2 separate regions of the Homo sapiens genome follow, and region 1 is linked to region 2. The links are chromatin loops, found by intact Hi-C in ENCODE. Cell type or tissue: prostate gland. All regions are shown on one strand. Each heading gives the region's core, and the rest is flanking DNA. Links, peaks and the distances in the headings are about the cores only. Region 1 overlaps CCBE1 (collagen and calcium binding EGF domains 1). Region 2 overlaps CCBE1 (collagen and calcium binding EGF domains 1).

What was found. Hi-C counts contacts between places; a loop is a spot of excess contacts. Peaks named below come from ENCODE experiments on the same cell type or tissue, not always from the same donor. Only the 100,000 strongest peaks of a DNase experiment are listed, where the experiment ranks them.
Region 1: a loop joins it to region 2, with 2.5 times the contacts of the local background. A loop is called at or near these places in 8 of 110 quality-filtered maps.

The regions. Positions count from the first base shown.
Region 1 is chr18:59,464,290-59,480,924 of GRCh38, reverse strand. It overlaps CCBE1 (collagen and calcium binding EGF domains 1), which reads left to right. Exons shown (of 11, transcript NM_133459.4): 3 at 687-739; 4 at 11,318-11,452; 5 at 14,034-14,186. Among named protein-coding and RNA genes, the nearest start is that of LMAN1, 110 kb to the right of the region's middle. RefSeq lists a silencer at 8,227-8,386. In prostate gland, for the core only: no CTCF peak of the experiment used is centred there; a DNase peak (open chromatin) is centred at 9,881.
Region 2 is chr18:59,558,789-59,575,423 of GRCh38, reverse strand. The region is part of intron 2 of CCBE1 (collagen and calcium binding EGF domains 1); the gene reads left to right. Among named protein-coding and RNA genes, the nearest start is that of CCBE1, 130 kb to the left of the region's middle. In prostate gland, for the core only: no CTCF peak of the experiment used is centred there; no DNase peak of the experiment used is centred there.

The DNA of each region.
Region 1 (16,635 bases), core at 4,886-12,885, 96 kb after region 2:
GTGTAAATATTTTTCTTCTAGTAGGTAGTTAACTTGGTTAAATTAGCTTGGTTGAAGTGGAGTAAGTATTGAATATTTATGTTAGGAATGACCTGTTTGCTATATTTTAAATTCAGATCATTTAGGTACCTTTCAGTTTCTTATATGGTACAAGTGTTTTAAAAAAAAAAATCACTCAAATGAGAATCAGAATGCTTGGGTTCCAGTCTTGGTCTTAATAGTTGACTACCTAATTATTGTTATATTACAATTAACAATCATTATGTTATAATTAGCCAAGTATTGTTATTATGATTCATTGTTATAATAAACAAGTTGTATCTCTTTGGCCTGTGGAATGAGAGGCCTGGTCACCCTTAAAGGTCCTTTTCCTATTTATGCCCTATACTCCTTTAATTGCTTAATATAAGTATCTTGAAGTCGGAGTTAATTATTTAATTTCATAGGATTCAAAATGTTGATTTCATATATTATGTAGCAGAAAGAATATCCCGGTATTAGAAAATGTCATGTATTATTGATATTTTTTCTTTTAATCTCAGATTGCCTTAAAAATACTTCACCCCTACTTTGCTTTATGCCTCAATGTTTCCTGGGCACAAGTTATTTCATTCAAACAACAATAACTGGAAAGAATTTTATTTTTAGCCTAATTATTATATTTTAAATGTTTGTTTGTCTCTTAGGAAAAAGTGCTGCAAAGGATATAAATTTGTTCTTGGACAATGCATCCCAGAAGGTATGTAATATAAAAAAGATATTGTCTGACTTTATTCACAACTAATCATTCAAAGTCTATCAACTTCAGATGTTCATGGAATATAGGTCTTATCTGTGTCTGATTATCTGTGTATCTGTCTGTGTATATTTTTTGGCATCAAATTTTTCTGACGCCAATTTTGTTATATGTAGCGTGCAGTGTCTGAATCATTACATGATGTGCTTGCACACATTGAGTCATTCTTATATAGTATTTCAGGTTTTATGATTAATGAGCTATAATCCCCCAATTAGCCCATTTGTGTAATTTTACACACAATTAGAACCAACCCTCCTCCCTTGACCTCTCTACCTGCTTTCTTTACCTGCCTTTCACCTGCTAAACTTTAAGTCCCTTTACATGACCATCAGCAAACAGTACCTGAGTGTTCAACCCAGCACTCAGATAGAGATACAGAGCAAAGTAAGGCGGGGACCCAGCCCTCAAGTTGTATGCATTCAAGTTGAGAAGCCAGGATGGGGAGCAGATAGAATCAGAGAGACCTAGATTTTAATCATGCTTCTATGTCCTACTAATAGCTTTGACCTTGGGCAAGTTCAGGTTACTTTCTAAGCCTTAGTTCTTACAGGGTAGTATTAGTATGTGGGTTAAATTATGGTTTTAAGAATTTTGCCACATGTCAAGCACTTGGAACAGAGGCTGTTTCTTATTATATGCTTGATAAATGGTGGCTGCTGTTATTGCTGCTGTTGTCATTGTTAGTAATAACTGCAATATGTGCAGTAGAGACATTCAAAGCAGAAAGTGTTCAGAGGGGACATATACACAGAGGCCCAGGGCAGTCAAAGAGGGTCTCAGAAATGAGGGGAGAAGTGAGACCATGTTATCAAGGAAGACTGCCCAGGACTTAAACAAGTAGAAAGTAGAGGGCTACAGAGGGTTCCAGGCAGAGCCCTGACACAGAAAGCAGTAAAGACTATTTGTTTGAAGGGCATGAGGTTAAGCTTGTTCAGGGCTAGGGTGAGGTGGGTGGGGAATGTGAAACAGTTTTCTTCACCTTTGCCCAAGAAGCCAGATCTCTATAGAAGATCTAGAGCCCAGCCAAGCTAATTCTGTTGCATTATCTCATAGAGCACCATTTTTGATCAGTTAGAAACAGATGAATCCCTCCCATTTATCGCTGTTTTCTGTGGAAGGTTGGGACAGTTCATTGAACCATAGCTGTGACCTTTGAGAAAGCTGCCATAGGAAGGCTGGCTGGGAATCGCTCCACGTGTGATGGTTGATGTGGTGTTGGGTTTCTCTAAGCTGAATTTCTCTCTGCTGAATTTCTCAATTCTGTTGGTTATAGCATGATGGGTAAACCCACAAAAGTCACAATAATTGCACTTCTTTCTATAACAGCTTTTCTCAGTCACCAGCTGTGTCCTTTATGTTGCAGTTTGGCAGACTCGAAAGAAAATTAAGTTTAGCCCCTTTGGTTTAAGATCTTATCTAAAGACCTTGCCCAACCTAATTAAAAACACATTGCATGGATACCACATACTTAGAGTTTCTTTCAATATTAGTGGTTTCAAACATCTAGGCCTTAAAAGTAGTCTCCCTCATCCTAAAGAGACTACAGCACCTATAATTAACATAACCCAGAACTGAATATTTTCAGGAAAAGTGGTCACACATGCTGAAAGTTGTTTTGCCAGAGCTAATTATCTGCTCTGTTGCTTTTTGCTAGAACACTTTTCATAGCATGTTTGTTTTAATCTGTGGGAAAAAGTCAATGATTGTTTCTTTTACTAAAGATATCTTTAGTCATAATTGTTTCTATCATCAAAGAATGCAAAGTACAAATGCAGTATTTCAGAAAATATTGTATATTAGGGTTCTCCAGAGAAATAGAACCAATTTTGATTTCGATTTTCTATGTAGGAGAGAGAGGGAGAGACTGAGACTGAGTGAGAGATTGAGACTTTTTTAAAGGGATTGGCTTATGAGATTGTGGAGATGCAAGTCCAAAATCTTCATTGTAGGCAGGCAGGCAGGCAAGAGATCCAGGGAGGAGTTGCAGTTGGAATCTGCTGGCCAGAAGTCCCCCTTAGATTGGTGGGGTGTGGGAGGGGAGGTCAGGTTTTTTCTATTAAGACCTTCACCTGATTGGATGAGGCCCACCCGCATTATGGAGGGTCATCTGATTTACTCAAAGTCTACTGATTTCAATGTTAATCTCATCTAAAAAATATCTTCACAGAAGCACGTAGAATAATGTTTGACCTAATATTTGGACACTTTGGCCTAGCCAAGGTGTCACAAAAAATTATCACAAATCTATGCCTTGTCAACTTGGCACCCATATGCATCTTCTTAAACCATACCTAATCTCCAGATAAAGGCAATAACAAAGTTGTATGTTCATCTGACATGCTGCAACTATGCTGCATGAAACACACTAACCCTTTCCCCAGAAGAGGGTATGAAGTCCTGGGGCACTGGACTTTTCCAGCATCTCCTTGATATGCTTTAATGTAAATACTGTGATGTAAAGTTAACAGTACTTAAATACTGTGATATAAAGTCACTACATCTTATGACATATGATAAGAAGATAAAAGAAGGAAGAAAACAAAGATTGGCATGCAGGTGCACACACACACACACACACACACACACAGAGACATGGAAATAATCCATGGAAAGATAAGAAATACTCATGACAATTTACAGGGCTTTTTTCTGTAACTTGTCCCGTGGTCATAGCTGATACATGTAACCTGCCACCTTCTACCACACAACCCATATTCCCTTTGCCCTCAGCAAGCACCTCGCCTGATCGTGGTTCTTTCTCTACCTGGTTAGGTGACCCACACCTTCATTCCTGAAGGATCTGAGACGTTAGCCCTGCCTGAATTGAGTTGTTGTCTTCTGCTGACTTTTTAATCACAGGGTGTGACAATACTAAGGGACCACCTAAGGTGTTTCTGGTGTTCCAGACATTCTTCCTTCCCTCTGTTGTGGAGTAACAGTACAATTTCCCCTTGGTAGCCAGGATCAGTCACCCCAGCTAGAACAATAACTCCCTTTTTTGCCTGCTGATGCAGAGGCATGAGGAGACCAAAGTAGCCAGGTGGCACCTTAATTTTCAGTTCAATGGAATCATTTTTGCTTCTGTTGCTAGAAGTATTCCTCCCTTTGAAACTAGGCCCTCTAGGCCAATATAACATAAAGTTATAGGAACAGGAAGCAAAAATTTTGCTAGTGGATCAGTAGGGATAACAGTGAGTGGTGCCACTCCCACTTCCACCCCTTGATTCTGGGACCTGTGAATCCTGGTTATGGGACAAACCATACCATATGTTGGATACTGATTCAGAGAATATATATCCTCCTGGTGAACCTGACTCCAGACTAAATAGCTGGGTACCATGGCCTAGCCAAGTTGACATGTAGCACTAACCATCACAGATGGCAAAAAGAAACTAGAATGTCTAAAGAAATACGTTAACTAATGAGTGGAAGCTATAGTTTTTAAGCGTTGCTGCCTCGTATTTGCTGCTCTAAGTCAGGGCTCAGTGAACTGTGGCCTGTGCCCTAACTCTGATTCTGTAAATGAAGGTTTATTGGAACACAGTCAAACCTATTTATTTCAGTATTATGTGTGACTTCTTTTGCACTACAACAAATTACAGCAGAGTTGAGTAGTTGCAAAAGAGATCTACAAAGCCAAAATATCATCTGGCCCCTTAACATAAGTTTGCTGACCCCTGCTAGAAGTGATGTCTTGATTGGCCAGGTGATAGGATGATCTCATTTGTTCTACTTCAGCAATTATTAATTCAGCATAAACTGTGGGAAGGGAGCAGTACTGGTTTCTCAAGGGGACACAGTCCCTGCCAGGTAGCTGAGCAGTCATAAGAACCAGCAGCAAAAGAAGCAGAAGAGCAGGTAAAGCTTGTACTGTGCATCGGGCACAGTGCTTAATGGCATCATCCAATTTAATCTTCATAAAAGCACCATGAAGTGTGGGTATTATTATCTTTATTTTGTAGGAGCTGAGGCATAAAGAACCCAGGATCACCGAGATAGTGGCAGAGATGGGAGGGTTGTCCCAGAACCTATACTATGCACCCTAAAGCTACATACTTCCTGGAATAGGGCCTGGCACAGAGTAAGCATTCAGTAAATGTGGAAGAGTAGCCAGCCGCAGTGGCTCACGCCTGTAATCCCAACACTTGGGAGGCCAAGGCGGGCGGATCACCTGAGGTCAGGAGTTCAAAACCAGTCTGGCCAAAATAGTGAAACCCTGACTCTACTAAAAATACAAAAATTAGCCAGGCCTGGTGTCTGGCACCTGTAATTCCAGCTACTCCAGAGGCTGAGGCAGGGAGAATTGCTTGAACCAGGGAGGTGGAGGTTGCAGTGAGCCGAAATTGTGCCAGCGCACTCCAGCCTGGGTGACAGAACGAGACTCCATCTCAAAAAAATAAATAAATAATAAATAAATATAGCAGAGCATGGGAATAAAAGAGGTATAGAGTCCCATGGGCGGTGAGAGGGTAGACAAACTAAACTCTGTTGAGGAGGTCAAGGAAGGCTTCTTGAAGGGGTAGCATTTGTATCAACTCTTGAAAAACTGGATAAGATATCAACAATTATAAAAGGACATTGCAAGAGGTAAAAACAGAATAAACAAAAGTATGGAGGTGAGAAGGCAAGGATGTGAATAAGGGGTGAAGAAAAAGAGAAGTTAGTTTTGCTGCAGTATAAGGAACTTACAGATAAGTCTCAAGGTTAGAAAAGTCTCAAGGGATATAATGCCAGAACTTAAATACAGGAGCGAACCATTTATATTTCATGTTGATTAGTAGCAAGTTGTAAAGGTTTTTAAACAAGGGGATGGTGTACACAGTGCTATGCTTTGGGAAGGTTAGCCTGGCAGTGTTATCCCAAATGGATTTAATCTTGGGATGGTAAGAATCTTGGGATGAAGATCTTGTTTACAAGGGAGTTTCTGAAGGTCTGAGTTAGAATGGTGCCAAAAGAAATAGGACAGAGAGGATAGAAAATAGATACACTGTAAAGATAAAAGCTACATGACTGAAAGCTGGTAGGCTCTGGGGAACAAGCATCAAAAATGGAGGACTGAATAAATTCATTAATCTTGCCTCCTCCAGAAAATGCACAAAATGGGCAGGGCAGGAGGAGGAGGCTGGAAAGATTCACAAAAGACAAACCCACGAGGACAAAATGGGAAGAGGAGATAATAGCAATAAAACTTTGGAAGCTGGAGAACAGAGAGGGAGGTGGTAAATAGCTTAGCACAATCCAAAAGGTTGAATTGTAGCCAGCTTAAGGAAACCAAGGAGCAACCCCAATTTACACCAAAACAAACAGTAATCAGTAACACTACAAATAAACTAGAAAAAGGGGTAAAAGTAGTGTGAAAACAGGATTGATTAAAAGTTTAAGAAGAAGTCAGACTCCTGGATCTTGTCCTCTGCTCCATACAGACAGGATATTGCCTTTTCCACAACCAGACAGAAGACAGAAGATATATTTTCTAAGAGAGTACACCAGAGGTTCAAGGATCTGAAGGAGACCAGTCAGCTGAAAATGAATGCCCAGTACTGAAAAAGGAGGGTTTCGGTAAATGCTCACACATTGAATTTTGAAGCCCTCAGCCTTCTCCCTTCACTTGAGTTCCAGAATGACTTCACTCTCAGGCAAGGATTTGGAAATGTCTTCTGTGGGCATTCTAGACAACCCAAGGAAAAGGTCTTAAGAAACTGAACTTGTAATGCACTGGCCAAATCACTTACAGTGATACCCAGATGTCATAAAATCATAAAACTATATGCAAACAGATTCTATTAATCTGTTTTAAATACACCGTGAATAAACTAGAGCAGCCGTCTCAGGATCATCAGATATTAGAGGGAAACTACCATTTGGCCCAGCAGTGGTATATATTCAAAGGAAAATAGATCATTACACCAAAAAGACACATGTATTTCTATGTTCATCACCGTGCTATTCACAATAGCAAAGACATGGAATCAACCTAGGTGCCCATAGTAGTGGATTGGATAAAGAAAATGTGGTACATATACACCATGGAATACTACACAGTCATAAAAAAGAATGAAATCATATCTTTGGCAAAAACATGGATGGAGCTGGAGGCTATAATCCTAAGCAAACTAACATAGGAAGAGAAAAACACAAGTACCACATGTTCTCACTTATAAGTGGGAGCTAAACATTGTGCACACATGGACATAAACATAGGAACAAGACACTGCAGACTAGTAGTAGGGGGAGGAAATAGTGGGAGGGTTGGAAGGTGAGTAGTCGGGGGAGGAAATAGTGGGAGGGTTGGAAGGTGAGTAGTAGGGGGGAATAGTGGGAGGGTTGGATGATGAGTAGTGGGGAGGAAATAGTGGGAAGGTTGGAAGGTGAGTAGTGGGGGAGGAAATAGTGGGAGGGTTGGAAGGTGAGTAGTAGGGGGGGAGTAGTGGGAGGGTTGGATGGTGAGTAGTGGAGGGCGGAAATAGTGGGAGGGTTGGAAGGTGATACTGAAGAAGTTTTCCAAGCACGAGAGCAAGAGATCAAAGAAATTAACAATAGGGAAAAAAAAAGATGAGAATATTAGACATAAAGTCCAGGGGATGCAACATCCAAATAATTTAAAATTCCACACAGAGGGAGTAAGTTCTTAAAGATATAATTCAAAAAGTCTTCAGAATTGAAGGATATTAATTTCCAGATTATAAAAAGGGTTTACCAAAGATTGAAGTGGTACCATATAAGTCCTAAAAATTTTTAGGGAGGAAAAAAGATGTGATTCATACAAAAGCTCAAGAGTTTGAATCTCACAGGACTTCCCTGCAGCAGCATTGAAAAGCTGGAAGACAATGGAACAATGCCTTCAAAATTCTGAGGCAAAGTTTTCCAACCTAGAATTATATACACAGACTATCAGTAGTAATCATAAGGGTTGATAAAGTATATTTTAGACATGCATGATCTCAAAACTTTTACCCCTTTTATGACATTTTTCAGGAAGCCAATGGAGAATATTCTCCACTAAAATGAGGGAGTAAACTGGAAGAGAGAAAGACATGGATATATGGTTTGGCTGTGTCCCCACCCAAATCTCACATCGAACTGTAATAATCCCCACGTGTCAAGGGCAGGGCCAGGTGGAGATAATTGAATCATGGGGGCAGTTTCCCCATACTGTTCTCATGGTGGTAAGTCTCACAAGATCTGATGGTTTTATAAATGAGAGTTCCCATGCACAAGCTCTCTCTTGTCTGCCACCATGTAAGACATGACTTTGCTCATTTGCCTTCTTCCATGATTGTAAGGCCTCCCCAGCCATGTGGATCTGTGAGTCAGTTAAACCTCTTTCCTTTATAAATTACCTAGTCTCAGCTATGTCTTTATTAGCAGCGTGAGAACAGACTAATACATGAGAGATCCAGGAAACAGGAATCCAACAAAAGAGAGAGGGAGGTGATGGGCATCCCTAGGTTCATGGTGAATGCACATTCATGGAGGCAGCTGTAGGCTGGGCGCGGTGCTGGTAATCCCAGCGCTTTGGGAGGCTGAGACGAGGATTATTTGAGGAGTTCAAGACCAAGAGTAGTAGCTGCTGTGCAGCAGACCTACAGAGTCCTAATTAGAGCAAGTTGAGATTAATTTGAAAAAATGTCTATAAGAAGAGATTCGCAAAATTGAGGGGATCTCTGGTGATGAATCAGTGATCAATTTGTAGAAAACTGAATATGTAGATTGAATTGTCCAGAAACAGAGCCTTCACCACTTATTTAACAGAAAGCAATTAATATGAAGAATTGCTAACTAGTAATTGAGAACCAAAAATGCAAAGGAAAACTAAGTATCATTGAGGTAACAACTGCAGGAAGCAGCTACCGCCTCTAGGCTAGGGAAACAAAGAGAAGATACTGGGCCAGTGAAAACTTAGAAGTTTGGAGGACCCAGCACTCTGAGGAAGAGGTACTGGCTAGCAAGCCCTATTTCTCAGAACTCAGAGGAAGTTACTAGTGGATCAGGGACCCAGACCTTTGAGGAGGGGCTACCAGATGGCTGGCTGGTGCTGATGTCTCTGAAATGGGATATAGTGAGGCTGATTTTGCAAGTGTTGGAAAAAATACAAGCTGGATTTTGCTGCTACTGTTTTCTTTTTGGTAGACACAGGAGCTCACTATGTTGCCCAGGCTGGTCTTGAACTCCTGGCCTCAAGCCAGCCTCCTACCTCAACCTCCGGAGGTGGCACATGCCACCATGCCCGGCTTGCAGCTGCTATTGAAACAGTCTGCTAGTGGGATGGAAGAGAAAGGCTGATATTAGGCTTTCATGAATAGGAAGCCCAGGAAGCAAACCAGAAAAAGGCAGATATCCTTTCTTCCTCTTCCAGCCTCCCTGTCTGTATCTGTCTGTGTCTCTATGTGTGTCACTGTCAGAAATGAAGAGGCTGGCAACTGACACAGGAATAATGTGGTCTCCAGAGCCCAAGTCACAAAGTAGCCCATGGAAGAAGAAGGTGGGTGTTTGAAGCTAAGAGGGAAAGCTCAGTAACTGGCACCCCAAAAATATACAAGGTAATTCTTTTAATTCCAAAGAAGACAAAAAGGTCTTCAAGAAGGTACAAGTAATTCAAGCATACTTCCAGGCTCAGCAAAGAATAGCTTTTATGTTGTCATTATGGTGCAAATACTAACAATTACCGCACCAAAATATCATCATAACTGTATTGGCCAGATGGAGGGAATATGAAGTTATGGGTGTGACTGCAGGGCACAGGAGGCCGTGAAAAAGTTAAATGCATCTCTTCTGTTACTGGAAGTCAATAGAGAGGATTTAAAATAAAAATAAAGCAATGCAAGTCAGCTATTTAGAGATGCAGAAGTGAGTATAGAAAGAATCAGAAGAGTTGAGAGCGGTTCCTCAGGGAAGCAGAAATGGTAGGAGAGACAGGGAACTGCCTTGTTAGGCACCATGATCAACTCAAACACTTCGACAGCCTCTCTGCCTCCTTCTTCCCCTTCCCAGCTGCTGCGGAATGGTGGCAACAGCCAACAGGGAAGCTCAGAGCCAGTCATGCCAGGATCACGCTCTCCAACAAAAAGAGCACAGAACCTTGGCTGCCTAGAGGCGATGCCAAGTGGGGGAAACGTGTAGCCAGAGACAGTTTGCAGGGTTGGTCAGAACACCATGCAGGCAAAGCAGGCCTGAAATCACAATCATGGGAAGGAGTATTTTACAAGGGCAGCTTTCCAGGTCATCGTGAGAGTGGCACAATACTTGTCACACAAACCCTCCCTGCATCAGGAGCTGACAGCCCACCCGTTCACCTTCATATGTGGTGGAGCAAAGCCAGACTCGCTCTGTGTCCAAGTATAGTTTATCTGTCAGCACCTGGAAGAGATAGTGCAAGGATTAATGAGGTGCTGGCTCCGGTCCGGGAGTCAGTGTTGTGCCTGAGCTACTGAATTAGAGCCAAAGTCCCTTCAGAGGCTCATTACATATCAGTTCATAGGAACTGAGAGGAGCAGATGCCCTAATTCTTTATGAGTAGCAGTGTATCCACCTCAGTTTGTACAGGCTGAGAGCTGGAAAGAGACCTCTAGCCATTCAAACTCACCCAACCCCTTCTCAGCATGAGAGATCAACCCCCCAGGATGCACACTTATACAGTATACACACATAAGCATCGGCCCTCTTATAAGTCATGCACATTTCTATTACAAAGTGATATGGTTTGGCTGTGTCCCCACCCAAATCTCATCTTGAATTGTAGCTCCCTTAATTCCCTCGTGTCATGGGAGGGACCTGGTGGGATGTAATTGAATCATGGGGTGGGTCTTTCCCATGGTGTTCTCATGACAGTGAATAAGTCTCACGAGATCTGATGGGGAGTTCCCTTGCACACACACTCTTGCCTGATACCATGTAAGAAGCAGCTTTGCTCCTCATTCACCTTCAGCCATGATTGTGATGCCTCCCCAGCTATGTGGAACTGTGAGCCAGTTAAACCTCTTTCCTTTATAAATTACCCAGTCTCAGGTATGTCTGTATCAGCAGCATAAGACTAGACATGTATACACAAAGCCCCCTTCCTACCTCTCTGAGCCTGCCTGACTTCCAGCCCTTCCTCCCACATGATGACACCAGTGCCTGTCACCCCAGCTGGCCTTTGTTTAGTATTCTGCTGGGTGGAGTCACCTGCCTCTACAGCAGTTGATGAACAAGACAAAACAGCACCCCCAACCCCGAGGGAATCCGCAGAGGCTGGCCCTCTTAAGAGTCTTTTCTCTCTGGATAGTGACAAAGACCAAAGGATGACAAGGTGACCTAGGGGAAAAATCACGAGTGATGTGATGCCATGTAAGTTACCCATTGCAGTACTCTTAGAAGGTGACCCACAGCCCTAAAGAGTTCCTGTCCCTCCAAGTATATCTGTCCACACTTCACACGTGCCCTTGAGCAGAGCCCAGCCCAGAAAGTCCTTTCCAGGCCAGGGCCAGGTTACTCCGCCTCCTCCTGTAGTTGATGTGAGCTCTCACTTTGCTTTTTCAGATTACGACGTTTGTGCCGAGGCTCCCTGTGAACAGCAGTGCACGGACAACTTTGGCCGAGTGCTGTGTACTTGTTATCCGGGATACCGATATGACCGGGAGAGACACCGGAAGCGGGAGAAGCCATACTGTCTGGGTGTGTTGGGAATGTGCTTGTTTCCAGCTTCTGAACATGTGCCTTGTTCAGATGGTTCTGTCCTTGGTTGGACCCTTCAGTTCTCATACTTGTTGGATGGAGTTGTGTTTGATATTATCCTAGGGATAGCTTATCACTGCCCTTCATCACAATTACTAAAACCAATTAGGCCCAAGGAATTCTTCCGGGATTTGGTACCAGCAAGGTCCTAATTGGCAATGAGACATAAGAGCAGGAGAAGGGGAACATGCCCAAATATAAACTAGAATAATGTAAAACAGAGTATAAGTGGTCAGAAAAGTAAAAACGCAGACAGAACAAAACAAGAATAAACATTCTCTTAGAAGATGGTTGGGGAAAAAAGGAAGTAGCCATATGGCAGACAGGTTGGGAGGAAGTCAGAGGGAGCTGAAGCCAGCCACCTGGGCTGCAGCTGAGCAGAGCCTGCACCATCCACGGCACCAGCCTGTTTACTGCCACCCTCATGAACTGGCTATCCCAGCCGTGCACTCCTTGAGGTTCTAAGGCAGCTTTATGGCTCATTTTCCATTGGAACCATGTGTCTGAAAGTGTGGTCAGTTCATAACTAACCCAAGAAACATCTGGGGTCCTCGTTTGGGGAAAAAAAAAAAAAACCTGGCCTTTTCTCCACACCTAATGAATCACAACTCTGAGAGTGGGTCCAGACGTGCATATTTACACCAATGCCTCTAATGATTCCTAGGCATGGTGAGATTTAAGAATCAACTGGAGGATGAACTGCCAGAGACTAGCAGGTAGACCTACATGGAAGATAAACCAGCTGTCATGAGCATCCCTCTTTCTCTATCCTAGCAGGGGCTCTAGGGAGCACCATTTCTGAGAAGTTCTAACCGTAGGTCCTCTGGTTGCTCCCTGTCGGCATTTGGGAATGGTGCCCCACAATGCCAGACAATGGGATTGTGACTCCCAAGTGAATGGGGCAGGGATCTCTGGCCTCTCCTGCAGAGAAAGGTACAGGCCATTCCATGAGGCTCAGGTCCCAGGCACAAGGCTCTTACTTCACTTTATAGCAGCTACTGTACCCTATTCTTTATGCATTTATTTTTGAGACAGGGTCACACTCTGTTGCCCAGGCTGGAGTGCAGTGGCGTGATCATGGCTCACTGCAGCCTCAACCTCCCGTGCTCCTGTGATCCTCCCACCTGAGCCTCCTGAGTAGCTGGAGCTACAGGCATGCGCCACTACACCCAGCTAATTTTGTTCGTATTTTATAGAGATGGGATTTTACTATGTTGCTCAGTCTGGCCTGGAACTCCTGGGCTCAGCTTCCTGTCTTGGCCCCCCCAAAGCGCTGGGATTACAGGCATGAGCCACCGCACCCAGCCCCCTGTTCTTTTTGTTTGGGGGTTTGGGGACCAGCAGAACTTGGCTTCTACTAAGAGTTCTATTTCTATCTCTGATTTCAACTTCATCTCCTCTCTCTCTGGGCAGTACAGGCAGCATCACATGTAGGTTTAGGGCAGGGACACCTGGGGAAAGGCAGTGAGCCTGAGGAATTGCAGAGGAGGATGCAGCTGCAACATCCGGTCTACAGGTGACATAGTTGGTACTGCCGGGGAGCGTCCAGATGACCACCCTCCCCTCAGCGTACACAGGGACTGAGTCACTGGCAGCTTGTGCAGGGAGTGGCTGGGAAGTTGTTGCCATCCTCAAGTTCAGGGCTGGCCTGTGTCTACGCAGCACATGTGCACAGTCTGGGGCTGCATGCCACGGCTCCCACCCACTGCTACCCACTGTCTTCAACCAGTGAACAGGAAATGGAATTGGGCCTCCCACTGTCCTCGTGGTGGGAAACGTTTTTGTTTCCACCATGCGGCAGGGGAGCAAGTCCATGATGTGCATAGTTAACATGGGCTCTTCATGGGGACTTGTTTGATGGTCCCATGGCTCATTTCCACAGCTCATGAGGGGTCTGTCTGGGTTCTTGATGAGGCAGAAATTTCCTGGGGAAGACTCTTTCCATTAGACCCATTATGACTATTTTCTTTTATTAGAAGTATCTTTTCCCAGGTGCCATCATGGCTTTTAACTGGGAAGGAGCCATTCCTAAGTGACCTGTGGGGTCATCGTCATGCTGTTTGGAACCTATACCATAAAGGGAAACTTAAAAATCCCCAGCACAGTAGGGCACTCACAAAAAATCATCTCTATAATGTTTGCTTCTCTGAGTGTTGTCACTGGTGATCTCATTGTCATTTCTAAGCAGCCCTCTGAAGTGTTTAGGGCAGGCTTCATTGTTATTGTTCTGTAAGTGAGATCTCTGAAGGCTAGCAGTCTAAGCCACATGACTTGCGAGTGGCAGAGCCACAGCCAGGAACCCCATCACTGATCAGCCTGTAACAATGGCCACTTGGCCAAAAGTGCTGTTTTTATGGATGACCCACATTTCTAGCTCCCTACTTTATTCCAGGCTGCTCTGATCAAGGTCGGCCCAAGTGTCCTTCATTGTTATTAACAGAGAGGCAAAGCCCAATGTCATCTGTTGTATTAGAAGTGAATTCTCAGAAACTTAGTATTCTCTACATTTGGTTCAAACCAGATATTGATGAGTGTGCCAGCAGCAATGGGACGCTGTGTGCCCACATCTGCATCAATACCTTGGGCAGCTACCGCTGCGAGTGCCGGGAAGGCTACATCCGGGAAGATGATGGGAAGACATGTACCAGGGGAGACAAATATCCCAATGACACTGGTAAGTAGGGCAAGTCTAAATATCTCCCTAATTACATATTTTTATATATTATATATATAACCAGTTTGGGGGTTTATATATTATATAGATATGATTATATAATTGTATATATAAATATATTTATGTAATTATGCTATGTAATTTTATATACAATGTATGCCACATTATGTTTAATGTCTAAAGTTTCCAAGTGCCTATATGTAATTATACATAATTATTTATTGTATAAGTTCGTTCTCACACTGCTGATAAAGACATACCCAAGACTGGGTAATTTATAAAGAAAAAGAGGTTTAAAAAACTCACAGTTCCATATGGCTGGGGAGGCCTCACAATCACGGTGGAAGGCAAAGGAGGAGCAAAGGCACGTCTTACACGGTTGCAGGCAAGAGAACGTGTACCGGAGAACTGCCCCTTGTATTGATAAACCATCAGATCTCTGAGACTTATACACTGTCATGAGAATAGCATGGGAAAGACCTGCCCCCATGATTCAATTACCCACCACCAGGTCCCTCCCATGACACATGGGGATTATGGGAGCTATAATTCAAGATGAGATTTGGGTGGGGACACAGCTAAACCATATCATGTATTTTATATTCATGTAGTTATATGTAATATATATAACATATATTTTTATATATTAAGAGCACAATCAGGTACCTCAGAGGACAAGCAGGCAAGTGGGCAGGAAGGGGCACATATATGAATTGTAAATGGGACCTAGGGAAGAGAATATAAGTTCAAACTCCTTCTAAAGAGAAAGAATAAGAGTGATGCCCATTAGCTCAAGGGTTGTAAGCTAGTGTGTACTGGAGGAAGCTCTCCACCAAGCTGAAGTGGTGTGCTCTTAGAGAAATGAGTAGAGCTTAGATATGTGTTTAGACAAACTAAGATGAGCAGAGAAGAGGTCAGAAACGCTGTGTTTTCCCAAAGAAAATGGGCTGAAATATAAATATGAAACATCTCCTTGTAAGGTAAACAATCTGTATCCATGCTACTCAAAATATGGTCTAGGGACAGGCAAGATTCACAATTGGATAAAAACAAAAATTGAGAGTGTTTAAAAATTTTTATATCAATCTGACAGAGGAATTTTGTTTAAATCCAAAAATTTATGCTTGCATTTTACATCTTATTTTTGTAGTGGTTCATCTTTGTGTTTCACAGAAGTATCAGTCCACAGGCAGTTGGAAAATTTCTAAAAGCTGGGCCTTTAGCACAGAGCTGAGAAGCTGATTTACATTATGTCGGCGACATTCAACTGAGATGTCTGGTCACTCAAGCATATGATCAGCTGAAGTTCGGGTTATTTCCTTATTTGAGTTCGGAGGAAAAAAGAAGAACGAGGCAGAGTGGAAAAGGGGAGGGATGGGGGAAGAGGAAAGAGAGAAGAAGAAAGAGAAAGGAGAAAGAGAGCCCCTAAACTAATATCAATGCTCCAGGCAATGCCTTGTCATCAAAATACCACCATATGCATGTGTGAAGCAGCTCTGGTCCCCCTGCCAAGTTGTCAGTGCCAGCCTAGCCATGAAAATGTAGGATTTTAGCCTACATGTCAAGGGCCTTTCTAGCAAGGGTGAACTTTGAAGCAAAATGGACTCCATTGACAATGGCTGGCAGGACCACTTCCCTGGGGAGAAAGCCCTCAGCCACTTAGAGGGCCTGAGGCTGGTGCCACACAGCCACCAGCTCCTGTACCCACTACTTGTAGCCCAGGAAGCTGCTGTCCTCTTCCCCAAGCCTAGGGCTTAGCTCTTCTCTACTTACCTCGGGAAGGGAAGGTGGCTGGAGCTCTGTCGGGAGAGGTTGGCTGGGCCTGAACCTTCCTTTGGGGTTCCTAGGACAAATCACCCATAGCCAGAAATGCAGAGATGAAAAAACCAGAGCTGTTTGGGCACTCAGGAGGTGGTGATTCTTGGGTGTAGCCCAAGCTTCAAAAAGGGCTAGAAGGCAGCAGCCATCAGCTGAGGACAGCAAACAGCTGAGGACCAGCTTCCGCTGCCTGGCAAGGGAGAACTACAAAGTGAAATTCTGACAAGCAACTGGGCTGAGTCACAAGGAAGCTGCCATATGTCGGAAGTAAATGCAAAATAAGTCTTTGGAACCAGTTTAGGATTGGGCGATTTGAATAATTTGAGTGAATTTGAGGACTTGGTGACACTTCTTAAAGCCTGAAGCATGTGGCATGTGCCTGCCCAGGGGTGTTCATAGGGCAGAGGAAACGGGCTTGTCGATCATCCAGGTTGACTGGAGAAAAGTAACATTTACAGACCACTTTTTTGTTTTGTTTTGTTTTTGAGACAGAGTCTTGCTCTGTTGCCCAGGCTGGAGTGCTGGAGTGCAGTGGTGCAATCTCAGCTCACTGCAAATTCAGCCTCCCGGGTTCAAGGGGCTCTCCTGCCTCAGCCTCCCAAGTATCTGGGATTACAGGTGCCTGCTACCA
Region 2 (16,635 bases), core at 3,821-11,820:
TGGCTGGCAGCTTTGTGGATAACCTAGAAAAGTGCACTTTCCCCTTGACCTTGTTCTGCTCTTTCACCTTTTGCCCTGTGATCCACACCTGGTGCAGTCTGCCTCCTTGCCTGTTTCCCATGAATTCTGTGGTAGGTAGGAGTGTGGATTAGTTTGCTAGGGCTGCCATTAAAAAGTGCCACCAACTGGCTGGCTCATAGAGGAGAGATTTATTGTCTCATAGTTCTAGAGGCTGAAGTCTGAGATCAAGGCATCAGCAGGGTTGGTTCCTTCAGAGAACTGCCTGGAAGATTCTGTTCCAGGTCTGTCCTCCACCTTCTGGAGGTCTGCTAGCCATCTCTGGTGTTCCTTGGTGTGCAGGAGAATCGCCCCGATCCTCTGCCTTTATCCTCACATGGTGTTTTCCCTGTGTGTGTGTCTCTGCATCCAAATTTCCCCTTTTTATATGGATTGGATTAGAGACCCACCCTTCTTCAGTATGACTTCGTCTTACTAATTACATCTGCAACAACCCTACTTTTCAAACCTCACATTCTGAAGTCCTGGGGGTTAGGACTTCCACATATATGAATTTTAGAGGGACACGATTCAACCCATAATGGAGTGTGTTAATTCTTTTTAACAGGAGGAAGAGTCATCTACCTAGAGGTATAAGCTGAAGTCTGTCCTCACCCCAGGCAAACACATGGATGCCACAAGACCTATGTAACAAAGCTAAACACCTTGCCAGGCTACAGTATAACAGAGAATATCCCTGCAAATCTGCTTCATGAAAGTTACATTAACCAGCACATTTTTTATTTCTACTTTCTTCCTCAAAAATAGAGTATAGAAGTTTAAAGTTATATTTTTGTGGAATATATGTGTAGAGTTAAGATGAAATAACTTTTGGGAGGAAGTTTGTGAAATCAGCTCGTGGTTTTGACTCAATTTATAACAAGTCATGTTAGGCCAATATAATTTCTACTACAGTGTTGTAGATATAGACCCCGTTTCTCTAATACACCCCATTGGCCATTCATTTCCTGTAAGTGTGGCTTATTAAGTAAGATGTTTTATGGTACAACTGTGAGCTTACATTTCACATCTTCAGTTTCTTTCAACTAAATTATTGGAAGTTCTAAACTAAAGACACTTTTTGGGCAACTAACCGTACTATAAATTCTTTGAAAATATTGCACTGTGGTCAGTTTCAGAATCACTGTGGTCTAATCTAGACTCAGTGAAAAAGCCATCTAACATTATTATAATCAGATCACATGGGAGGCACTAGTGTGAACCAGTGATGCCTAAACTCTGAGTTATGTCAGGAGTTACTGGGCACCTGGGTGTAGCCTTTTTTAGTCCCAGCTGCTATTCCATTTATGCCTCGTAGCACAGATAGAACATGTCCTGTTTGAAATGAGGGAAAACTGAAGAACCAGAAGAGCATTTAGAATGGTAATTATTTTGAAGATTTTGACAGTTCATTCATTTAGGAAAAATATATTTCATACCTATTACATGAAACTATTTTTAAAACTGACATTTCCTGTCCTTGAGATGCTCCTGATGAAATGGGAAAGCTAAGCATGTAAATAGCTGAATCATTTAATATACCAAATGGAATCATGGAAGCATAGGTTAAGTTCTGTAGGATTCTGGATGTTTAAGGCAGTGACTCTAACTTGTAGTAATGATAGTACAGCAATAACTCCATTTTCTGCTTGTGAAGGTGTAGGCAGTAGGATTTAAGATAATTCTTGTAAGTTCCCTGATTTTTTTTTTTCTCTGCACTTTGAACCAAGTTATTTCAACTAAAATGGTGAGAAAAGAGTGTGAATGTCTTGGAGACTCTGGGTTAAAAATTAGGGTTGGGGACTATATGTTGGTCAGGAGTCCTCAGAGAAACAGAGAAGTTTATTTTAAGAAATTGGCTCACACAATTGGTGGTGCTTCGTAAGTTAAAACAGTGTAAGCTGGAGATTGAGGTAAGAGCTGATGCTGCAGTCTTGAGTCTGAAGACTGGAAACACAGGCAGATTTTGTGTTGCCGTCTGGAGGTAGGAGTTTTTCCTCAGTAAGCCTCAGTGTTTGCTCTTAAGGTCTTCAACTGATTGGATGAGGCCTATCACATACATACATATATATATATATATATTAGACGGAGTCTCACTATATTGCCCAGGCTGGAGTGCACTGGCACAATCCCGGCTCACTGCAGCCTCTGCCTCCCAGGTTCAAGCGATTCTGGTGCCTCAGCCTCCCGAGTAGCTAGGATTACAGGTGCGCACCACCTTACCTGGCTTATTTTTGTATTTTTAGTAGAGACAGGGTTTTACCATGCTGGCCTGCCTGGTCCTGGAACTCCTGGCCTCAAGTGATCCACCCTCCTTGATATCCCAAAGTGCAGGGATTACAGGTGTGAGCCACTGTGCCCAGCCTTATGCACAGTATTAAAGGCAGTATACTTTACTCAAAGTCTACTGATACTGGATGTTTATCACATCTTAAAATATCTTTACAGCAACACCTAGACTAGTGTTTGTCCAAGCAACTGGACACCTTGGTCTAACCGGATTGACACATAAACTAAAACCATCTTAGGGGCACACACGTATACTCTTTAATGTCTTCAAGACATTGCGTCCTCAATGAAGCACAAATGTTCTGAGAAGTCATAGTTTATTCTTGTGAAAATGGTTCTGGGATTCAGTTTCAGCTGCCTGCCCTCTGAAGACTGTCCCTGCCTCCCTATTAAGCAAACATATCTCTATTTGCTAAACTTTGAAAGGGAATAAGGCTAACCAACCAATAGAAATTATCCTGACTGATTTATATATTTTGACATTTCTCATAAAGCAGATTTTTTGAACAATGTGATATAAAACTGTGATAGAGGATATTAAGGAAAACTATTATCTAGTGATTTTCTTGAAGTATTTCATTTGGAAGCATGATCATATCAATCTCTGGTAAAGTCTATGTTGTGCCATTTCACATGGTTTTAATTATGTTATAAAAAACCCATATGATATTCTAGAATCTCAAAAAATCGATCTGTAATAACAGGAAATCCAGGACCTTTTTTATTTAGTCTCTTTATAACAACAATTGGTTCCAGCTTCACAGGGCAAGGGGGAAAAAAACCCATAAAATTTGTGACAGCTACAATAATACTGCCTTGGCTCGATTAAACTCAAAAGCAAGCTGATTGAGGGATTGATTTGATAGTGCAAGACATTTTGAAAAAACGTGTGTTCACTCACTGTCATGGGCTTCATGGTTTATTTCTTTTCATGCTCAGTAACTATGAAAATGCCAGCAAATGTCAAGTAAAAAAATTCTTTTCATTTTTTGTTTTCTTCTCCAGATACCATGTCTGCCAAAACAACCACAATAAAAACCCACTTTGGTGTCAATCTTTGATCATTCTGAAAAGGATGTAGGCTGTTCTTGGATTTCTCCAGAGATTAAAGACTAGACTAGAATTTCCAGTAGTCTAAAGGGTGAACTGTGTCTAAACAACATTTGCCACCAGCTCTCGTTAAAATCCAGATTGATGAGCCCCTCCCCTAGAGTTGCAGATTCAGTAGGTCTTGGGTGAGGCCTGAGAACTTGCATTTCTAATTCCAAAGTAAGGATCATACTTTGAGAGAATGACTCTTCTGTACGTATGAGATAAAACATATTAAGAGATTAAATCAACCTCATTATAAGCCCTCCATATATGTACAGATTTTCCATTTCATCCATATGTTTATTCATTTATTCATTTTAGTACTTAATGGGACTACTATAAGGATAGATTTTGTTTTTTAATGATACTTTAAGTTCTAGGGTACATGCGCACAACGTGCAGGTTTGTTACATATGTATATATGTGCCATGTGGTGTGCTGCACCCATTATTCATCATTTACATTAGATATATCTCCTAATGCTCTCCCTCCCCCCTCCCCCCATTCCACAAAAGTCCCCGGTGTGTGATGTTCCCCACCCTGTGTCCAAGTGTTCTCATTGTTCAATTCCCACCTATGAGTGAGAACATGCGGTGTTTGGTTTTCTGTCCTTGCGATAGTGTGCTGAGAATGATGGTTTCCAGCTTCATCCATGTCCCTACAAAGGACATGAACTCAAGGATAGATTTTTTAAAATCACTATTATCGAAGACCTTAAGATCTAATTTTTTTAAAAGCAAGAAGAAACACATAAGGAAAAGTTACATAATAATGTAAAGCAATAATATACGATTACTTGCCAAATGCTTCAACCTTTCCTGATGTCATTAGCAAGATGACTTCTAAAAGGGCTGCGTTAATTCTGGCTTGCTCTACTGTTGACCCAAAAAAGGAGCACATTTCACTCCTAGGGACTGACTGCTATTATACTCAGAAGTGGGAGGGTGAATTTCTGGCTGAAGTTCATACGTTACAACTCAGCAGTCGACTTACTCTTGTGATGGAGCATGAAATTGAAGCAATATGGCTCCCAGCTGAAGGACCAGCTTTGTAGGATTCAGGCCCAGGGCACTGCTAGGGGACCATATAAATGACAGAGGCTCTGATGTCTCGATTTTCATCCTGGTTGGTGGGCAGCCTAGGGGACGTCCGGCTCTCCTGGAGCCAGTGTGCTGGGATTCTGCTCTGATTCCTTGGCTCAGCAGCAGTTCTGTCCTTTGTCCTTTCTGAAAACCTCACACACAGAGCAATTTAATATCACGTTAATGAGCTGCCTGAGGCCCTTGGGAGGTCCTGCCCCACCCCCGCCAGCACATCTCCAAGGATGACTTCCCTTTCATTTTCTTGAGAGGTCACTGCCCTGGCAGTGTCGCAGAATACTCTCCTTCCCCTCACTGTGATCTCAGGGATCCTGGTAACAAGTCTTGCTCACTGCTGTCTGGAGCTTACGTCAAATCCAAGAGAATGTATGCAAAGTCTCGCAGAATCCAGAAGTGTTACAGCCAGCAGACCAGAGACAGGCACTCCTTAGACATGATTGATGCCCCTCATCAAAAACTGGTGGCTGACTATCTTAAGTACTGGCTTTGAGGCCTGGCTTTCAAAGCCCCTCCCCACAGAGCAGATGGTCTGAGGGTGGCCCTGCTTGACCTCACTAAACGTTTTGTGTCTCTTTTGTGTGGGTTCATGTTCCCCAGCACCACCTTATTGTTCCTCTCCCTTGTGGGTTGTGCTTGATGACAGCATTGGTCAGTGGTGTGCAGCTTCCTACTTAATTATTCATATCAGAGTGATCTAGCAGAAACTCCCTCTCCCAGGCTAGATCCTAAGCTCCTAAAGGAAATGAATATTCTTTACCCTTTGCTATTTCTCACCACATCTAAAACAATGTGGAGCGTGTGTTCAGGAAGAGCTTGTCAAATGACAGGCAAATGAAGAGTAACAGATCTTCAAAAGTAGAAAATGCCTTTGATATTCTGTTTAAGAATGAGAGAAAGAAGTTGTAGAATCTGGCATTATCTGGGTAGTGATACTTGCCTAAGAAAAGGGAGCTGAGGCCGGGTGCAGTGGTTCACTCCTCTAATCCCAGTGTTTTGGGAGGCCCAGACAGGAGGATCACTTGAGGCCAGGAGTTTAAGACCAGCCTGGGTAACAGAGCAAGACTCCATCTCTACAAAAACAAAATTAGCTAGGCATGGTGTTGAGCACCTGTAATCTCAGCTACTTAGGAGACTGAGGTGGGAGGATGGCTTGAGCCTGGGAGTTTGAAGCTGCAGTAGGCTATGATTGATTGTGCTGCTGTACTCTATCCTGAGCCACAGAGCAAGACCCTGTCTCTTTTTTTTTTTTTAAAAGGGCGGGGGGAGATGAATTGCTAAAAATAACATCTGTGTTCAACATTGTGTAAAAAAGAATTTGGGCTTTGTGCCTCATTTTGACTCTAATTTACTAGCTGTGTTATTTCAGCTACTTCCTCTTTGACATTCTGTTTTCTTATCTGTAAATTGGGAGTTTGTATCTGGCTTGCAGTGCTAGTGCAAAAAATAAAGGAATTGATGAATAGATGCAAAAGATAAATCAACTAGTGAATAGTTCATGGCATCTGAAATCTAATAGGTGCTCAAAATATCTGTTTTTATTACCAGATATACCATTTTTAGGACAGACTGCTAGTAAAATCGGCATCAGGTGAAGCAACAGATTTAGAAGGAGTCTTCGGTTTCTGGCAAGCTGGTACAATAAAGTGCTTAATACCTTCTTAATGAACCACAGCCAACCCAGCCCTTATGAGACAGATGCTATAGCTTTCTAGATTGGGTTGCTGGAGGGAGAGCCAGACTTGCTGGGTAGCCACTCATGTGAGGAGAATTGTTTGAATAAAAGGAGAGAGTGGAATCGAACATCGTTTGGAGATAACCCGAGATGCACCCCTCTGCAGAGAGGAAAAGGAAGTAGGTTTGAGAGTGGAAACAGCCAGTGAACAGAGACGCAGAGACATCCGTGAAGGTAGTGGGTGAGAGCACACTCAGGCAGGACTAAGGTGGAGGTGGCAGGTGGGAGGTTTAGTTGGCAAGATGTCCCTGGATAGAGAGAACTCATGGCCTGCCCATGTCCTTTACGTGTGAATCAGCTTGCTGTGGCACTGCAGCCTACCACAGTAGTAAGCATGCTGTTCACTCTCACAGATGGGCAGAGGTGTCCAGGTGATCACCTGCAGGGCTCACCTTGGCTCAATACATTACCTTCTGAGAAGCTGAGGCCAGCAGTTGGGGAAGGAAACACATGCCCATCTGATGAAATTCAGCTGGACTGGGCCGCCTACAGCGTGCACTGTTTTTGGTCTGCGCAGGTGAACTGAGCAGATGCAGCCTATCTTCTAGCTCCAAGTTGCTTCAGTTTAGCCATCTTCTCCCTAGTTCTCATGATCAAGAAAGGGAGTAATCAGAAGACTTATGTTATTAGAGAGTCTCTTGAAACCTTGCTAAGTAGAAAAGTAAATAGTCCATTGGTTTCTTCTTGGAGGCCACATAGAAAAAGGTGCTCAGAAGTCTGTTCACCAATACTCTGTGCTAGCTCCTTTCGAGAAGTCTTGGGGAGAAGTAATACCAAGTGTTTTCAGTCACATCTGTACTAAACTTCCCACTCACCTCTCTGGCTGTCCTGTCCATTTACACGGTCTGTGCAGTAGCTAGTCATTGAATAAAGCAGAATCAGGGATTGTGGGTTATCTTCTTATAGGGCACATGAGTAGTTTGTGAGAAGACAGCATTGTTACAACAGGGCAGAACCTCACATTCTGCCAAAAAAAAAAAAATAGGCCTCTTATTTCTGCCAGATAATTTGAGATATCAGGACTTGGAGACATTCAGGTTTGGAAAGTGCCAGAAGAACCCCTGCAGAAACCCACTCTTGCCCTGAAAAGGATTCTCCTAACCGTGGTTCTCTCTATATGAATTCGGACTTAAAAAAATAGAAAAAGAATAGCTACCACAGCGATTTCTAAAAATCTATGAGCAAGAAGAAAGTTCAAAAACAAATGAAGAAAATTTTAAAATACAACAATTTAAAAATAGCATTAGGAAAGGGATGGATGCTTCTGTATGTGATATGTGTCTGCTGATAAAACCTGGAAGGAGTTGTTGGGCCTGCTTTAAATCTGCACACTGTTGGCAATGACTTTTAAGTACGATCATCTTTTTCCCTGTCAGTAACAGAACAGTGTGGTGGTGGTAGTGAGCAAAGTCACGTAGTTGGCAAGTCATGAATAGAGTTTCAGACAATTTTAGGCAGAACGTAGGATATCATCAGCCCTGGAAAATGACACACAGAAGGGGTGTCAGTGACCAGCAGAGCATGGGTCACTGATAGAATTGCTACATTAAAACCCGATCCACTTGGGTTGCAGCGTGGGATGGGTCTTGAGATGGAGTCAAGGAAAAAGCATGACTGCAATCATTTGCTTCCCATCGCTGTCTGCTGGATTTCCCCATTAGCTAACTTAGGCACACAAGCAAGAAATGTCTAATGAAATAGAGTAAATAAAAGAAAATGCAGCCAGGCGCAGTGGCTCACGCCTGTAATCCCAACACTTTGGGAGGCCAAGGCGGATGGATCACCTGAGGTCAGGAGTTTGAGACCAGCCTGGCCAACATGGCGAAACCCCATCTCTACTAAAAATACAAAAAATTAGCTGGGTATGGTGGTGGGTAGGGTAGCTGGGTATGGTAGCCTCCCAGCTACTTGGGAGGCTGAAGCAGGAGAATCGCTTGAACCTGGGAAGCAGAGGTTACAGTGAGCCGAGATCACACCACTGCACTCCAGCCTTGGCAACCAGAGCTAATCTCCATTTCAAAAAAAAAGAAAAGAAAAGAAAAAATGCGTTTAAAACCTCTTTCAATAAATCCAGGACATCATGATGAGAGGAGACCTTAGAAATGACCTAATCCTCTCACCTCTTTGCTTACAGATAGAGGGGAAATAATCTGCAGAATGATTTGTGGTCCTAACATGGTAGCTTTATGAGGCTCGTTCTTTAAAAAGAATTCTGCATAGTTTATCTTAATTGTTCATTTCACCCCGACTTTCATCATCGTTCTCTCACAATGTCTTCTGAGGCTTTAGAGATTTTTTTGGTAGCTAAACATTCCAGGAAGCAGCCATCATTTTTTTTCTTGGGGGTTGGGGCAGCAGCGGGTGGGGGTTGGACAAAAAAAGAGAGTGGTGATAGCATTTAAGAAGCAAATGTTAGCCAGCTGCACTGTCAGTGGTAGTATTTCTTAATAGGAGGATTTAGGGACTTTATTAATATGTTCAGATAAGATTAGCAGCATTTGCAAACATGATCTTTGGCAATCTACACCAGAACAGAACAGCTCAGTTCCTTTCTCAAGACAGTTGAGTACTTCTTTCCTACTTTATCAGTGCCTTTTCCAAACAAATGCCTGAAAACCATGTATTAAGGATAAATCTGGCGATTTAAAGTTACAGTTGTTTCATGTCATGGTACTTCCATCATCTTAGGTTGACTTTTAATTTTTTTTTTATTTTTGCTTCCATTTTATAGCTTTTCTAAAGGTAGTTTTAATTAGGGTGAGTGGTAGATTATGCATATGAGCCTATTAAGCAAGCCTGCTCCATATTGTTTCCTTGCTGGAAATTTTCTCTCAAAGATGGTCACAAGAGACAAGTGACTGACCCAGGGACTTTATTTAAATAATGAAAATGGTTATGTTATGAATGGCCCTGGAAGAGACATTGTGTGTCACCCTGTGGGTGGAAAGAAAATGATACTGTGGTAGAATGATGTGGAAACCATGCATCTGATTGATTTCCTGACCTGCTGCCTGCGGGGCACCCTGGTAGCCACGGTTGCTGTTGCAGTGTGTGTCCTGGGTATTTCACTCTCAGTTACCAGATATGGCTTTTTCTTATTCACTGTTCTCTTATGCAAGATAATAGAGCCTACTGCAGTGAGCTTTAACACTGCCTTTTGGGTCTCCAAGGTCAGAGGTAGTGACTCGGGGTCTTTGGCAATGCATTTGGGGGATGGGGGAGTTCAGGAGCCCTGACGTAACAGCCTGAGAAGATGCACCTGAGACTATTTTATGCATTAGGTTGAGTTTTGCATTCGATTTTCTTTGGGGAGAAAAAAGCTTGAAAACCCAGCAGTGTGTTTCAGAAGAGAACAGGCTGTTTATCTGTACTGTTCTTAAAAAAAGAAAAAAAAAAAATCTAGTGACAACCCGTCTTCCCCTCTTAGCTACAGGGTCTGGGTTTTTGCACAGGGCCTGATGCTTACTTAAAAGGGCCCTATGCTTAGTTTAATGCTTTGCTGTCGCCATCTTGAAAATTCTTAATTTTTTAAATGAGGTGTCCCATAGGTTCATCTTGCACTGGGCCAGGCAAATTACAAAGCTGGTCCTAATTCTAAGGTCAGGCACTATGTGCAGTAGGCCTCAGTGGGGCCAGGTGTGGGGCTGGGCTGTAGAGAGTGAGTTATGGACATTGTGGCCCAGCCTGCCCCTCGCCCCTGGTTACCCAGCCTGAGTGACAGCCCTTTGTCTACCTCGTACCACATCTTTCTTGCTGTGGACCCAACACAGCCCTTTGCAGCCCTTCTCTGATGCTCTTCATTGAGGGCCAGACCTTGATCCCCAGTCCTGTGCCATTGGTTGGAGCCCTGTTCTGAACAAAACACTTCCTAGAACTCTGACAGCCTTCATCTGACTAAACCCCAGCCCTGGTCATTCTCTTTTCTACTCCCCTTCCTCCCTCCCTCCTCTACCTACCTACATTTTTGACACTCAGAGTTAACCAAGAAGACCACAAGCATGACAGACTCCAGAGTGGACTCCTCGTGCTCCCCTGAAGGGTGGCCCTTGCCTCTACCTCACTGTCTGTTCTCCCCTGTGCTCACCTTTCTCCCTCAGGGGCTTGTGTTAGCCAAGCCCATCATGAGCAAGGGAACAAGGCTGACTACTCAGTTCTGTTGCAGTGATCACGCTGGATTTTCCAAGCCATCATGTTTATGGGTTTTAGCTGAGATTCATGTGACTGATGCTTGAACATATACTTTGCAGTCCCCCTGTTGATGGCCTTTAAATCCCTCCTAGATCTATTCTTTATGTTCTACTTCTACCACCATGGACCAAGGCCAGGCTGTCATCACTTTGACCCTGCATTAGCAAATGATCAGCCTTTCTCAATGGTCTTCAGTTTCTCCTTTCCCCAGCCAACCTCATATGGCCTCAGTGTTCATCGTCTTCATTCCAGCTGCAGTATTTGAACACACCCTCTGTCCGGAAGACTGTGCCAGATGCTATGAAAGACATAGATGTTTCACACGAATCCCAAAGACTTCATAAAATAGTTGGTAAGATCAGTGAAATACAAGCCAGTTAGTAATAGATACCTTCTGAAGGGTACAAAGAAAGTACTGAAGACATTGTCATATATTTAGGTTGTTTCTAGTTTTCTCATTAAATATACTAGTATAGAAATGGTTTAATGACCATGATCTAGTCATATGATGAAATAATATGCAGCTCTATGTACTGACAATGGAAAATATTCAATATACAAAGTAAAAACACAGTGTTTATATGTGTGTGTGTATATATATAGTATCTCATTTTGTGATCTCATTTATATAATTAGTGCATAGGAAGTATAAAGTTGAGAGAATTATGTCAAATGACGATTGTCTAGATAGGATTAAAGAGGAATTTACCCTTCATTCTTTATGCATTTCTATAAAATATGAATTTTGTGTAACTTTGTATTAAACTTGTAAATATAAATGAAACACTTTCGAAAGGAAAGTTTTAGAGTTAAGAGGAAATCAGGCTTTAAGCTGCTGATAGTTATAAAGATTGTCTTTATGTGGCTCCTAGAGTCAGATTGCCCTGGGAAGAATGTCTCACCATCTCAGGTTTGTCCTGCTTCTGCTGTTCACACACCTCCCTTATGCAGCCTTCTGGAACTTTCTACTCAGCATAGGTTCATCACTCCAGATGGTTATTCTCACGTCTATGCTGCTGTTCATGCTATTCTCCCTTCCTGAGACGCCTCCCCTCCTCCAGTTAACTTATTCCAGCCCACTGTTCATCACGTTCCCTGCCCCAGCTTGCCCAGCCAATGCTGTTTCCCCTCTAAACATCGAGGTACCAATGATTTGGGGTTATGATCACGAACAACTCTGGTACATTTCTGGAAATGTTGCACATGTTTTACTGACTTGTAAATCCTAAGTTCCTTTGTTGGGAAGAACTGGCTTCTGATCATCTTTTATGACCTCAGTGGCATGAGAATTCTGTGTTGCTAGTAGGCATTCAACAAAGACTTGGTGACTGGAATCATAGCCCTGGTGCTGAGCTTCCAGGCGTCCACTGAAGCTGATCCACTTATACCAGCAGGGGCCTTGCCCTGTAGGGTCTACTGCTTCTCAGCCTCTGGTGCCCTTTGAGCCTGTCTGAGTAGGCCCACAGCCAGAATCAAATAGTGATGTTATCTTCCTGATTCACAGAAAAAAATATGGCTGAATTTTTACTTCAATTTTTCTATAATTTCGTAAATACCCTGGATGCTTGCTACTGATAGTCTGCTTCCAAATGTTGGCCAGATGGCCAAATGAATGCACAAGTAGCAAACAAATAGTATTTTAAAAAATCAAGAAAAACTAATTGTGCTTATTTTTAGCAGATTTGTTCTATTCTTCCCCCCAACCCCCATCCACATGTATTCTAACAAGCAGAGTTGGGGTTTTATATTGGAAACAAGACAACATTCCATCTTGTGTCTCTCGCTCAGTCCATGCCTGGACCTGTACCTTTACCTCTGCAGTTGCCATTTGATGTTCTGGGCAGCTCACCCACCTGGTGGGGTTGTAAGGGTTGCATTGCTCTCTTCTGTCGTCCTAGTCTAATCGTGGATACAGATTTCATCAGAGAACAAAAATACATAAACTCATAAACATGCCAACAGTCTTGTCTCTGTTTTGGGCTTAAGCAATCCGTGACTTATATGGAAGAGTCCATTCCCTGAACACCACCACTCAAACTGGGAAACAAACAAGAGAACTGAAACAAACGAGATCGAAACCTCTAAGGCGGCCTGGCCACAGGCTCAGTGATGGCACAGAGGACATAGAGACACATGTGGCCACAACATGTGAGGGAGGCTTTCCACACCCCCTGCATGAAGGCCACTGAATTAGGGACAGCTGAGTGCTCAGGGAATTTTCAGTGACCCCAGATGAGGGGGTGTGCCAGTAGTTCATGAGGTAGTCTTGACCCCAGCCAGAACTAGGATGGGCCAGGGAGTAACAGGTAACAAAAGTGTACTGTGTGGATGGGAAAAACACCTGGATTCCGGCCAGAACGTACGCGTGTGCACATCCCCTCAAAGTAACTCGGGTAGAAAGCAGGTTTATTATTGAAAAGATCAGGGGACTGACATGGAGATGGAGTGTAGGAAATCAGTTCCCATGTGGGCCCACATTATGTCATTTCTCCACCTCTCTGGAGCCACAAGGTCTGTTGTCTCTGCCTCTCTCTGTGCAGCTGGTTGATTTTCTAGTCTCTGAAGTGTACCAGTTTGTCTGTGGTGGGAGAGGATTACCCTCCTCTTTAATTCTGATTCACATTGCTAAATTTCTTAGTTAATAATCTAAAAAGATAGGTTCTGATTGGTTCCTGGTTTACCAATGGATTGGTTTTTCTGTGGGTCAGGTGTTCATGCCTAGCCAGTCAGCTTGTGTGTTTGCATGTATGTATATACACACATGCATGAAAGACCATACTAAAAGGACTAAGGGAGGTAATGGATTTTTGATAGAATTTCACTGTTTTAACTTATCTTTATGTGTAAGTATTATTTAAAGCAGTCAATAAATAACTCAAGTTTACAAATCATGACCTTGGCTTAAACCTAGACCTATCTTCTCTGCCTACGTACTTGTTAGATCTGGGGATTCAGATCCAGCTCCTGCTGAAGTCTGAGGGGAGAGGGTGGGTGAGCAGAAAGAACACCTCAGGGGGCAATAGGCAGGTAAAACATGATATTATCCAGCAGCAGCTCTCTTCAACAGCTTTCTCAAAGTAGCTTTCTCAGCAGGAGCTTACTCTCACACCATCCACCCTGTCTCGGCTGCTTGAGCTGGCCGCCCTCACACACAGCTGCACAGCCGGCTCTCCCTTGCCTTCAGGGTCAGCAGCTTAACTCTTTCTCTGGGCATGAGCAAGCCAAGCTGTGTCCTTGCTCCCTCCTGTCAGTCTTGCAGATGTACCTTCCATTCCACTCTCTTACTCTGGGCGCTAGCATGCCCGCCATGCCAAACCATGTTTAGCTGAGCCAAGCCAAGCCCCAAGAGCCCAAGAGCACCTGTACAGTGTCAGCAGGGCAGTTATACCTTTTACAGACAATAGTGGCATAGGGCTAAGGGATGGCCTTCCCATGTTATGGCTACATGGCTGTGATAACAAGTGGAGTTACACGCCTGCACTCTAAACTCACTGAGTCACTGTGGCCGGATGTCTGCCTCGGTCTATTCCTTGACCAAAGCACGTCCATGTAACTTACACTCCACCCCCTAGGCTGAGGGAGACATAGGGTTTGGACACACAGGTTTGATATACAGGTTTTGCACACAGGCCTGACGTAATTTTGGGCATGCAGGCCCAATACATACACATAGGCTTGACATATAAACCTGACACATAAGCTTTGGGCATGCAGGCCTGATACATAACTAAGCTTTTGGGTACACAGGCCCATTACATACATGAGCTTTGATAAACTGCCCAGCTATTGGCGCAGATTACCATAGGAGTTACCCTTTTGGTGATTATCATTTACACTGCCCTGAGCTTAGCTCATTCAGTACTCTGTTTCCACTTGGTTTTAAACCATATGGTGTCAGTACTAGGCTGGACCACACCAGCAGGCCCATCTGTGCACCATGTCCCATTTGGAATGGGGGGACGCTCTTCCTATCAGTGAAGGCTCAGGGTCTAGGAGTGCCTTAGGCCCCATGGCCTTATCTTGCATTAGGACTACAGGTCTCAAGACTTTTTGTAACTCTGCTGCTAAGGGACTTGTACTTTAGTATGCTTCACTGCTCTAAGTAGGTGCCCCACTTCACTGAAGTGGATGTCTGTGCCGTCCCTGTCCGGGGAGTCGTTATCCATCAACACACCCATCCTGCTATTGGGTAAGTTGTCCACGTGACAACTGTAACCCGCCCTGCCACACTCTTATGAGCCAGAAGGGCAGCATATGCAGTTACTAACTGCTTTTCCAGTCCAGGGAGTGGTTACTCATGAACACACCCTGCTTTTGTTTTTGTTTTGTTTAATCCCATGTAGGTCTTTTTTTCTTTTTAAGTTATGGGATACGTGTGCAGAACGTGCAGGTTTGTTACATAGGTATACATGTGCCATGGTGGTTTGCTGCACCCCTCAACCCATCATCTAGGTTTTAAGCCCCGCATGCATTAGGTATTTGTCCTAATGCTCTCCCTCCCCTTGTCTCCCACCCACTGACAGGCCCCGGTGTGTGATGTTCCCCTTCCTGTGTCCGTGTGTTCTTATTGTTCAACTCCCACTTATGAGTGAGAACATGCGGTGTTTAGTTTCCTGTTCCCGTGTTAGTTTGCTGAGAATGATGCTAACTGCTTTTTTATTAAGGAATACTGGAGTTCAGCTCCCTTCCACAGGTGGGACCAAAAGCCTATGGGCATACCCATGCACTGCAATAGGCCCTAGCCAAAACTATCTGTGGTTACATGCACATCCACTTCAAATGGGCATCCCTGGCTAACTACCTGTAGGGCTTGTGCCTGCTATATAGTCTGGCTACCAGAAAGGCTGTTCCAGCCTTGTCATCCCAACTCCCAGGCAAGAGGGGCACTGCTGCTTCTAAACCTGCAAGAGAATCAGAGGTTAGCATAATATCAGTAAGACCATGACATATGGTAGGGCTATGCATATAGCCCTGCAGCAACACTGTGAAAGTCCATTGTCACCCTCCCATGAAGGCAAACCGTTCCTGGCTCTTGGTGGACTGTCCCGGTTGCATTGTCCAGCGGTCCATCAAGTCCATGACAGAGAGTACAGCTGCCAAGCCGTGTGAAACATCCACCCCCAGAATATCTTCAGGCATGGGAGAGACATGCACAGTGCATAGGCAGAGAACTAAATGGCTGATGCCAAGACGCAGAGACACAGGTTTCACTTCCACTGACTGGCCTTCATAGCTGTTAATAAATGCAGCTCTGCCCAGAAACTTATCTAGGTTCAGGGACCAGTAGATTCCCAAGTCCACACGTGGTCTTTGGTTATTTGGAGTCCCCCAAGCCAAGGACCTTGGCCAGTTCTGTTATTAAACACAAGAGGCTTTATGCTTCCGCCAGCTGTAACAGGTATTCTTTGAACCGGAATGCTTGGATGGGACTGGGTTGCGCAGCAATGTCCTTCTTCCGAATGACTTGCACTAACTCTGTACATGACTGCCGACATTACTTGCTTAACTCCCACAACTTGGCGGGGCACGGGCACCACAGGAAGTATGCTCCACCACAGTAGGGGGCCTCTGGGTCCACCTGTGGGGCCCAAGAGCTGCTTATGCTCTATTTTCTGACAGATCACTGGGTAAGCCTGCAACAGAGGTTTTTCTTCTTCCCTGTGCTGCGTCCTGCAGGGACTGGACATGCACTTCCCACAGTGCAGTCAGAAACACCCATCCAACTCAGCCAGTAAACGCAGCTTGTTGCTGTGCACTTCCAGATGCTTCAGCGCCATCTCCACACTTGCAGGAGACCCCATCTACTGCCTCCCATATTTCCACTGGGGCTCATCCAAGCAGCACCACTGCCACTGAGTACCATAGCCCATGCTGCAGCCACACAGCTAACCTAGGAGCCCTCAGGGACTGAAGACCCACTCACCTCATCCCATCCTCATCACCAATTGTCAGATCCCGGGGTCCAGGTCCAGCCCATGCTGAAGTCCGAGGGGAGTGAGTGGATGAACAGAAAGAGCACTTAGGGGGCCGTAGGCAGGTGAAACGTGATTTTATTCAGCAGTAGCTCTCTTCAACAGCTTTCTCAAACTAGCTTTCTCATCACCAGTTTACTCTCCCACTGTCCACCCTGTCTTGGCTGCTGGAGCTGGCCACCCCCATACACAGCTGTGCAGTCAG